2 separate regions of the Homo sapiens genome follow, and region 1 is linked to region 2. Evidence: chromatin contacts called from ENCODE Hi-C or POLR2A ChIA-PET data. All regions are on one chromosome and are shown on one strand. Each heading gives the region's core, a stretch centred on a gene start or an enhancer-like site at or near the end of the contact. The rest is flanking DNA. Distances are from core to core; before and after follow the strand shown.

Evidence for each region. A loop is a pair of places that touch in the nucleus more often than their neighbours do. ChIA-PET counts read pairs that join two places held with the same protein, here RNA polymerase II (POLR2A).
Region 1: a map of Caco-2 shows a loop between it and region 2 (6-fold over the local background). The contact joins two enhancer-like sites. A Hi-C loop is called at or near these places in 1 of 168 maps with a recorded cell type or tissue (Caco-2). POLR2A ChIA-PET finds 5 or more read pairs at or near these places in 7 of 52 experiments (HEK293T, OCI-LY7, T-cell and 3 more).

Annotation. Positions count from the first base shown.
Region 1 is chr4:88,317,520-88,322,766 of GRCh38, forward strand. The region is part of intron 3 of PPM1K-DT (PPM1K divergent transcript); the gene reads left to right. Among named protein-coding and RNA genes, the nearest start is that of PPM1K-DT, 35 kb to the left of the region's middle. RefSeq lists an enhancer at 3,320-3,399. Within about 2 kb of position 3,277, at least 16 of the 41 ENCODE cell types and tissues checked have a DNase peak (open chromatin) inside an H3K27ac peak, as active enhancers do.
Region 2 is chr4:88,243,592-88,248,371 of GRCh38, forward strand. No RefSeq gene overlaps it. Among named protein-coding and RNA genes, the nearest start is that of PPM1K, 39 kb to the right of the region's middle. RefSeq lists an enhancer at 540-1,072. Within about 2 kb of position 1,461, at least 3 of the 41 ENCODE cell types and tissues checked have a DNase peak (open chromatin) inside an H3K27ac peak, as active enhancers do.

The DNA.
Region 1 (5,247 bases), core at 2,027-4,526, 76 kb after region 2:
AACAAACTGGTAACTCTGGCTCAGAAGAAGGCATGCATTTCATACTTAAGGGTCAAATACCCACAGCCCAATCACTTTTTGATAAATGACATATCCAGCAAATGTTACCAATTTTAGCTACCTAATAAGATGAATCCTCAAGAGGCGGAGGCAGGAGAATCACTTGAACCTGGGAGGCAGAGGTTGCAGTGAGCCAAGACTATGCCACTGCACTCCAGCCTGGGCAACAAAGTGAGACTCTATCTCCAAAAAAAAAAAAAAAAAAAGAGAGAGCGAGAGATGGGGGTCTCACTCACTCTGTCACTCAGGCTGGAGTGCTGTGATGCAATCATAGCTCACTGCAACTTCAAACTTCTAAACTCAAGCAATCCTCCCAATTCAGCCTACTGAGTACCTGGAACACAAGGCACACTCTACCACCTCTGGCCAATTTTTGAATTTTTTGTAGAGACACCATCTAGCTATGATTCCCAGTCTGGTCTCAAACTCCTGGCCTCAAGCAATCCTCCTGCCTCAGCCTCTTGAGTAGCTGGGATTACAGTCATGAGCCACTGTGCCCACTTGAATCTTTATTGAGTGCTTATTCCTCAAGAAATGCTATAACAAATGTTAGAAATTAAATGGTGAGTCAAAACAAAGTCCCTGTCTTTCCTGGGGTTTACAGTAATACTCTCTCCATGAACATCAACAACAACAGTAACTAATACACATAATTACATTTATTGATTAATTGAATGCTCACATACACATAAAGATATCATTGTCATTATTTTGTCAAGGGGGAAAGGGAGGCACAGAGAGCATAAGGAATTTGCCCAGAGTCATATGCTCTAGTGGTGGAGCCTGTATACTGTTTGTCTCTCCTTTACTATATTTACTCTCCCATGAATTGTAAACCAAAAATAAAATTCTAAGGCACCACAACCATCTGAATGGGCCCCTCCTCTCAGCCAGGGGCATTCCAAAGCTAACCTGAAAAAAATGAGTTCAGGCCATGATGAGAAAAGGGAGCCAAAATGCCTCATTATACCCTCCTCCCTTTTGGAATTACTGATATAAGAGGCTCTTTAAGTCTGATAAGAAATATTTACAATCTATTCTCTCTCAAATCTGCTACCTGGAGGCTTTATCTGCATGATAAAACCTTGGTCTCCACAACCCTTATCATAATCCAGACATTCCTTTCTATTGATAATAACACTTTCAACCAATTGCCAATCAGAAAATCTTTGAACCTGCCTGTGACGTGGAAGCCCCCAATTCCAGTTGTTCCACCTTTCTGAACTGAACCATTGTACATCTTACATGTATTAATTGATGTCTCATGTCTCCCTAAAATGTATAAAACAAAGCTGTGGCCCAACCACCTTGAGCTTATGTTTTCAGGATCTTTTGAGGCTGTGTCATGGGCCATTAGTCACTCATAACTGGCTCAGAATAAATCTCTTCAAATATTTTACAGAGTTTGACTGTTTTCATCGACACAATGTAAATATCATCTGAGATGTTATACTAACCCATTTATTTATTATTCACTCACTACATCGTTATTAAACATCTTTGATGTGCCAGGCATGTGGGGGTGGCTCTGGGCAAACAAAGAAATATGCTCAGTCCCTGTCATTGAGTGAGGCCCATAAACACATAATTCCAGCACAACCTGTTATGTGAAAAGACAAGGTATATATCAAGTGAAATGTAAACAAAGGAGGAAATGACTAACTTTGCTTGGGATTGCTGAGAAAGACTTTGTAGAAGAGAAGATTTTTTATCAGTGTCATGAAGGCTTAATAGCAACTGATTTGTTAAAGAATCATGAAAAGATCAACCCCAAGAAAGAAAAGGAAACATGGAAGGACCTGGACTGGAGTCACGCCAGTACAAGGAGGATACTGGCAAAGATGAGGTAGGTGGATGGGAAATAGCAGGACTTGAGGGTAAGACATTGAGTTGAAAACAAAATAATGGTTATTGATCAAACGCAGTGGGGCTTAGGCTGGGGAGTAATGCATATGGATCTGGTGCCATTTTGAAGGACATTGTTGAAGGCAAGGGAAAGCGTCCCCTTCACTCTCTGAAGGTTTGCTGAAAATATTTAACAAGAAGACGATTAATAGGAGAAAAGGCATACAAATTTATTTGATCATAGTTTTTCATGACACAGGGGCCTTCAAAATGAAAGCCCTCCACCTCGAGGTTACAGAAAGAATATGGATTCAGAGCACAGCCAAAAACAGGCTATGGTGGTAAACTAGGCTTTAGTGGCAAAACAGGTTATGAGAGAGACAGAACAGGAGGCCTGCCTAGCAAAGTTGGCCTTATTATATAGATGAAACCTCATGGGTAGCAGACAGAATAGATGACAAATTCTTCTTACCTTTACCAAATTCTCTCACCTCTAAAGGTGTCAGACTCTTAATCTTTCCTAGATCTGACAAGGGAATCCTGGCTGCATGAATATAGATTCTCTACAGATGTAAATTTCCCCCAGGAAAGACAGCTTTGTAGGGCCAATTCCGTTTGCTGGCCCTCTGGCAGTCATCTCAAAGTATATCAAAGAAATATATTTTGGGGTAAAATATCTTGATTTCCTTCCACATCGAGGATGAAAGTTGCTGAAGAAAGGAAAAAAATGTTGGTAGCTCTTGCAGTGATCTAAGCAAAAATTGAGGCACTGGAGAGGAGACTTATTGAGGGGTATGAATCAACAGAGCTTGATTAAGTCTAGGGGTTAAAGGAGTGATTGGGTGACTGAGTGGATAATGGTAACAATCAAAATAGTATCTCAAATTCTACAAGATTCCTTTTGAGCTAGAGTTTGCTCAAAGTACATTCAAAGCAGCACCTGTTGAACTCTGACAGCCCAGAAAAACAATAGCTAACTCACGCATGGCTAAATAGCTCTTAGAATCATAGTGAGTCATTGTTTTGGTTATATTAATGGATTAATTCAGTTAATCCTCACAAAAACCTCATAAAGTAGGCAGGACCATATTCCATTTTACAAATGAGGAGATCAGTTCAGGAAATTAGAACAGAGAGGTGAACTAACTTAACCAAGGTGATATAGCCACTAAGTGTTGGAGTCTGACTTCAAACACAGTCAGTTTTTATACTGCCTTGTTTGAAGCCTGGGGTGAAGATGGAGGTGGAGTGCTGTCCTGGGAGTGGGGCTGAGGGATGCAGCACTTTACAAGGGCAAAGTTTCCTACAAATCACCTTTAAACATCTTTCTTCCTTCTCAAAGTTCACACTCACCCTGGCTGCCAAGTGCTCCCTGCTCCTCGGGGCTATTGCTGTGCTGTTCTTGAGAGCTTCCTCCTTCCACCAGACAGTTTCTGTTCCCCTTAGTTCTGAGAAATGTGGCCGTCCTGGCCTAGCACCCTCCTAGGAGAAGTGAAGTCCCCTGCAGATCTTTCTGTTTGTTTGTTTTTCTGGAGCAAACAAGCCCTGCTTTCAATTCAGGGAAAGGTGGAAGGAGAACAGAGGTCTGGGAATGTGAAGAAGCTAAGACAGTGGATTTGATTGGGCACTTGTTTTGTTTGTGGTGTCTCAGGGATATTCAACTGAAAAGAGAAACCACAGAGATAGGAAGCCAGAAGAGGTTTGAAATTCTTTTGAAATACTTACTAAATATTTGCTTTCAGACACTTTGCAGGAGTATTCAAACAGCATCTCCCTGTATGTTGGAAAGCAGCCCGTGTACACAGCTAAATATTTTTTCTAAATAATCTTGAAAAGGAAACTAAACCAATCATGCATCACTGACAAAGATTTTGTCTTTTTTTTTTTTGAGACAGAGTCTCGCTGTGTCACCCAGGCTGGAGTGCGGTGGCATGATTTCAGCTCACTGCAACCTCCACCTCCCGGGTTCAGGCGATTCTCCTGCCTCAGCCTCCTGAGTAGCTGAGATTACAGGTGCATGCCACCACACCCGTCTAATTTTTGTATTTTTAGTAAAGATGGGGTTTTACCATGTTGGTCAGGCTGGTCTTGAACTCCTGACCTCGTGATCTGCCTGCCTCGGCTTCCCAAAGTACTGGGATTACAGGCGTGAGCCACTGCGCTTGGCCTGTCTTTTTTTTTTTTTTTAATAGGATCTGTTCTAAAAGTAATTTATGATTTGCATTCTGAAACTTGCCATCTAGTCAAGTTTAAAGACCCATGTAGGAACAAATATCATAAAAGTACAAAAAATTGATCATCATATGTATGTAAATGTTGTAATTTTTAAAAAGTCTTCGTGATAATGAAAAGAATCCATGTTGACTATAGCAAACATAAAATACAGAATTTAAAAAATTCCTCTTACTGTCACATATAAGCACCATTAACATTTTGGATGTATTCTCTTCCAGACTTCCTGCAATCTCTTTCTTTCTTTTTGATTACTATATTTCTTTATATTTTATTACTACGGTTGTTGCTAGTTTTCCATTTCAAACATAGCTATTTTCTCTACATAATGCATAACCTGCTATTTAAAAAAAAAACAAACTTTGTTTAAAAATGTACAAAATTAACACATTCTCATCCAAAAAAGAGGTCTTGCAGTGAAAAAGCATATAGGGTCAAAATGATATGTTTCCCTGGTCCCATTCCCCAAGGTAGCCTCAAGCAACAGTTTGATGAAGTTCACAAGTTTTTCCAAAAGCAAAGCCATTCTTGAGGTAAATTTTTCCTCCTCATGTCTATAATCTACATTAATATAAACATATTTTCTCTAGTGTTGTGATCTAGTGTTTTTTTTCCTAACGGTGTTTCAGACAGCTTTTTCACGTCGACCTAAAAGGAAGAGGCCTAACACCAAATACGATTTTAAAAGTTTACTTGAGCCAAAGTGGGAAGAGCTGCCTGGAAGACTCAGACCCAGGTAGCCTTGGTTATGAGCACCATTTGGCCTGTATTATAAGCAGATTTTTTAAAGGCAAAAAAAGGAGACTAGAGATTGCTAGTACAAAGTTGTTTGTCAAGAATTATTATTGGTTTATAGATATAACATTGATCAGTGATTGGCTGTACATCGTTAAGCCATAGGGTGTGGATATAGTGTCAGGTTAAGCATTATTAGGTTAAGTTATAGCTATCTGTGGCAATAGCAAGCAGTTTCAAGGGATGAATCCATAGCTCAAAGCGGGGAATAGGACGTATAGCTCTCTCATTTTAATGTCTCTCTGGGCCTGATGATTTAAAAGACTCACACTCCTAAGATGAAAGTTATTTTCTCATCTATGTAATGTGTTAATA
Region 2 (4,780 bases), core at 211-2,710:
TATTCATTTATTTACAAAATCACCTAGAAGAAACTCTGAAAGACATGCCCCCAAATGGCAACAATCTCTGGGAAGTATGGCATTGGGAGGCAGGATGCAAATATACATCTCTATTATTTAAAGACTTCCCATCCTTTGAGCTGGAGCTGCAAGGTAAAAATAATAACAAATAAATAACAAAAAAGATTTCCCAATAGATATTCATGTATTTCCCTGTCTTTCTTAGGGTCAAAATCAAAGAGGGCTGGGTACAGTGGCTCATGCCACTAATCCCAGCACTTTGGGAGGCCAAGGTGGGCAGATCACTTGAGCTCAGGAGTTCAAGACCAGCCTGGGCAACACTGATGGTGGCGGTGGCCTGCCTGGAGTAGCCACTGTGAGGATACCAGCTGCAGGGAGGGAGGCATAGCCAGGGCTGCATGCACCACGGAACCGGCGGGGCCGGGAACAGCTGATCCCAGCAAAAGCCCCATGCCCTACGGAGTTGGTTGGGTGGTTGGGTGGGAGCCCATGCTCCCGGGTGCAGCTGCAGCCGCCCAGCCATGGCTCTGGACCCAGGCATGCCTGTACTCTCAGGGCCCTGGGAAGCCCTGCAGGCTCTCACTCCCTGTCCTCTTCCCGCTCTCAGCACCCGCCCCCATGGCAGAGCAAAGCTGCGGACGTATCCTGTTAACTGAGCCCAGGTGCTGTTGTGACCCGGCCAGGTGTGCACACACTTGGGGCAGCACTGACACACCACCGCCCTGCCACCGCCACCTCAGCCCCCTCCAGAAACTGGTTCTGAGGCTGAAACTTTGGGTGCCAACGAGTACGGGAGGGAGGCCTGGGGGGCTGAGGGTGGCTTGGGGCGGGCCTAAGGATGCCCCTTGCGCAGACAGCCTGGGTGCCATGGATAGCATGTTGTTGGTGGTGGGCGACAGGCAGGTTCCTTCCGTGGGAAGGGGCGGGTCCCCTGGAGCCTGGGGGCTGGGCTATCAGTTCTGGACAAAGTCTCCCACCCACAGTGAGAACTTCCTTGATACCTTTTGGCAAATCAAGTGGTGCTTTTTCCAGGCATGCCCATGGACCAATCAGCACACACTTCCTCCATTTTGAGCATTTCCTCCATTCTGAGCCTGTAAAATCCCTGGAGTCAGCCAGACTCAAGACACTCAGGACGACCTGCCTCTGAATAGGAGCTACCCACTTCTGGTCTCCTCTCTCCTGAGAGCTGTACCGCTGCTCAATAAAGCTCCTCTGCCTTGCTCACCCTCTAGCTGTCTGCATAACTCCATTTTTCCTGGAAGCAGGACAAGAACCCAGGACCCGCTGAATGGCAGGAGCAAAAGGAGCTGTAACACTTTCCTAGCTGGCTCCCGAGCTGTGGCAGGAGCTAAAGGGGCTGTAACACTATAGCCCTTCTGCCCTCCATGGGCACCAGGCAGCTGTCCCATGTGACAGGAAGCAGTGGTGGGGTGGGGCCAGCCCAGGAGCCCCGAGCTGAAGCAGGGCAGTGGGACTGAAAGAGCCGCAACACAAACGGGCTGAAACACCCTCCCCACCTTCCCCCGCCCCCAACCCCCGTCACCCCACCTCACCTTACTGGGACGAGGAGGAAAGAAGAGAGGGCTCTCCTTCTGGGAGCCCAGACCTCAGGGCTCCCTGAGTCAGAGCTCGACATGCTGTAATACTCTTTTTGGGACTCTGCGGTTCCTGGCATCTCTGAGCTTTTGGGCGCCACCTGTTCCCCTCGTCCAGACACTGGTGCCTGCAGTGGAAGCCCATTGCAATACATCTGGTCTAGCCGCATCCTCGCACAGAGCCAGTGCTTGTGTTGATGCCTGGAGCTTCCTGCCCTGCCACAGCAGCCAGCCTGCCTGGCTATGCACAGTGGCCAGACTCCACGCTCGCTCGCTGACACAACCCACACCCCTGCCACTTCATGCCTGGCTTGCTCTTGGCATGCATGGGATCCAGGCTGGTAGCACCAGCCAAGATCAGCCTGCCAGGCCAAGTGGGCGATCCCAGTGAGCATAAGCAAAACTCAAGCATAAGTGCCACCAGCCACAGACGCTTCTGGCTGGTGAAGCCACACCCTAAGGATCCTGAGACAACATGGCAAAACCCAGTCTCTACCAAAAATACAAAAATTAGCTGGATGTCGCCTGTATTCCCAGCTACTCAGGAGGCTGAGGCAGGAGGATTGCTCGAGCCAGGAGTTGAGGCTGCAGTAAGCCATGTTCACGCCACCATACTCAAGCCTGACAGACCGTTCTCCAAAAAAAAAAAAAAAAAAAGAATCAAAAGATCTGCACAATCTGTATTCTCTACCCCCTACTTCTCTGATCTCATTTTCCCTTTTACTGATTGATTTTATTTTCCCTTTTACTGATTCCCTACCCATACTTCTCAGATCTCATTTTTCTTTTTACTAATTGTAATCTCCTTGCTAAACCTCAAATATACATGCATTGATGCACCTTAGGGCTTTTGAAAAGGCAGCTCCCTTTGCGAAGAATGCTCTGCCTCTGTTTACCTATGTTGCTCATTAATTCACTTCCTTCAAGTTTTTCAAGTGGTAACTTCTCTGTGAGGCCTACCCTGACTTAATTATAATTCCCCCTACTAGCGTTCCCAGTCTGCCTCATCTTATGCTTGTTTATAGCATTACTCACCTTCTAACACATTATATAATTTGTTACTTACTATGTTTGTTTTTCTCCTTTCACTGGAATGTAAGCTCTATGAGGGCATGGATTTTTACTTCCTTTGTTCATCAGTGTATCCTTAGTTCTTAGAATTGTGCCCAGTATACCAGTCAGTGCTCGATAACATGTGCTAACTTACAAATCTTCACAAGAATATATTCATGTGTTTTGCATGTTTTTAAAAATCAAAGACTATGAATCAAATATAATCACCAATCATACAAACAAAAAGTTAGAATAAAATGTTTGAGAAGTTCCTGGGTTCTGTGGAACAAAGTTTGAAGACCTCTGGCTTAAAGCAAAATCAGACAGAGCTCACATTGATTTAGGCACACGACTTGCAATGCAAACTATTTTACCCTGGAACATCTATTTTTTCAAAACACTGGGAATAAACCAACCATTCCTAGGAGTCTCTGTGAAATCCCCAGGGATTGCTTTTTGTTTTGTTTTTGTTTGAGACCGGGTCTTGCTCTGTTCACCAGGCTATAGTGTAGTGGTGCAATCATAGTTCACTGCAGCCTTGAACTCCTGAGCTCAAGCAATCCTTCCACCTCAGCCCCCTGGGTAGCTAGGACTATGGGCACATGTCACCATAACCAGCTAATTTTTTACAAAAATTTTTGTAGAGATGGAATTTCCCAGGTTGTTCTTGAACACCTGGCCTCAAGCAATCCTCCTGCCTCAACCTCCCAAAGCACTGGGATTACTGCTGTGAGCCACCACACCCAGCCTCTCATCTACTTCTCTCTCTCTCTCTCTCGTAGAGGCAGTCTCCCAGTGTTGCTCAGGCTGGTCTCAAACTCCTGGGCTCAAGCGATCCTCCCACCTATCTCTTTATTTATTATCAAGATTCATAATTATTATTTACAAGCTCCTCAGCACTTGTAGATTTGACTTCTTGTTTTGCCAATTATATTATAAATTTCTCAGAGTTACTGGCCAGATCTTATGCTTCTATAGTCCAATAGTGAGATTCTGTCCACATAGTAAGTATTTAATCAAGGCTTTGTAATCAGCATTGTAAACCAAGTGAGAATATAAATGAGCCTATAAACATTACCCCAAGTCACACAGAACTTTGAACTTTGAAATACTAAATCTATTTCAGTGATTCTTTTCTGAATTTTAAAAGCGAAGCACCGGAACAGAACATTGGCAACTGACAAGTTTTCCTTGTTAACTCCAGATTTGTGTACTGAAAGGTGGTACAAACATCTAGGGAAGCTCGAATCAAAGCTAATATTTTTACTAGACAGACCAACCCCACCTCTGTTATTACCTGGCATATGCGTATGGCTGTTCATAAATGTTTGGGGTCTGAGAATCTAGGTATAAGAAAGTTAATGATTGGTACCTAGATCAGCTTGACAGAGAAGAAAGACTTCCAAGAGCACAGCGCTGCCTGGTTGGTTGGTTCGTTTTCAAAAGGCTGAAGATCTACACAACAAATACAGCAAACTTTATGTATTTACATAATGAAGCACTTGTATGTTTGTATATACCTTTTGTGGCAGAGGAGACCAAAGAAAATGGCATAAAGTAAGGAGAGGTTTTTTGTTGTTTTTTTTTTTTTTGAGACGAAGTCTTGCTCTGTCACCAGGCTGGCGTGCAGTGGCGCGATCTTGGCTCACTGCAACCTCCGCCTCCTGGGTTCAAACGATTCTCCTGCATCAGCCTCCCAAGTAGCTGGCACTACAGGCACGTGCCACCATGCCCAGCTAATTTTTGTATTTTTAGTAAAGACGGAGTTTCACCATTTTGGCTGGGATGCTCTCGATCTCTTGACCTCGTGATCTGCCCGTCTCGGCCTCCCAAAGTGCTGGGATTACAGGCTTGAGCCACCGAGCCTGGCCCAGGAGAGATTTTTAAATAGTAAAAATTATGAACAATCATTGTGCCCCACTATTAGACAATATGACATAAACTGGCATACAATATCATAATCATAAATATTAACAAGTATTTGACACATAGCATACATATAAGGTTATCTTAGGTGAAGAAAATCAGAACTTAGGCTGGGCGCGGTGGCTCACACCTGTAATCCCAGCACTTTGGGAGGCCGAGGTGGGCGGATCACAAAGTCAGGA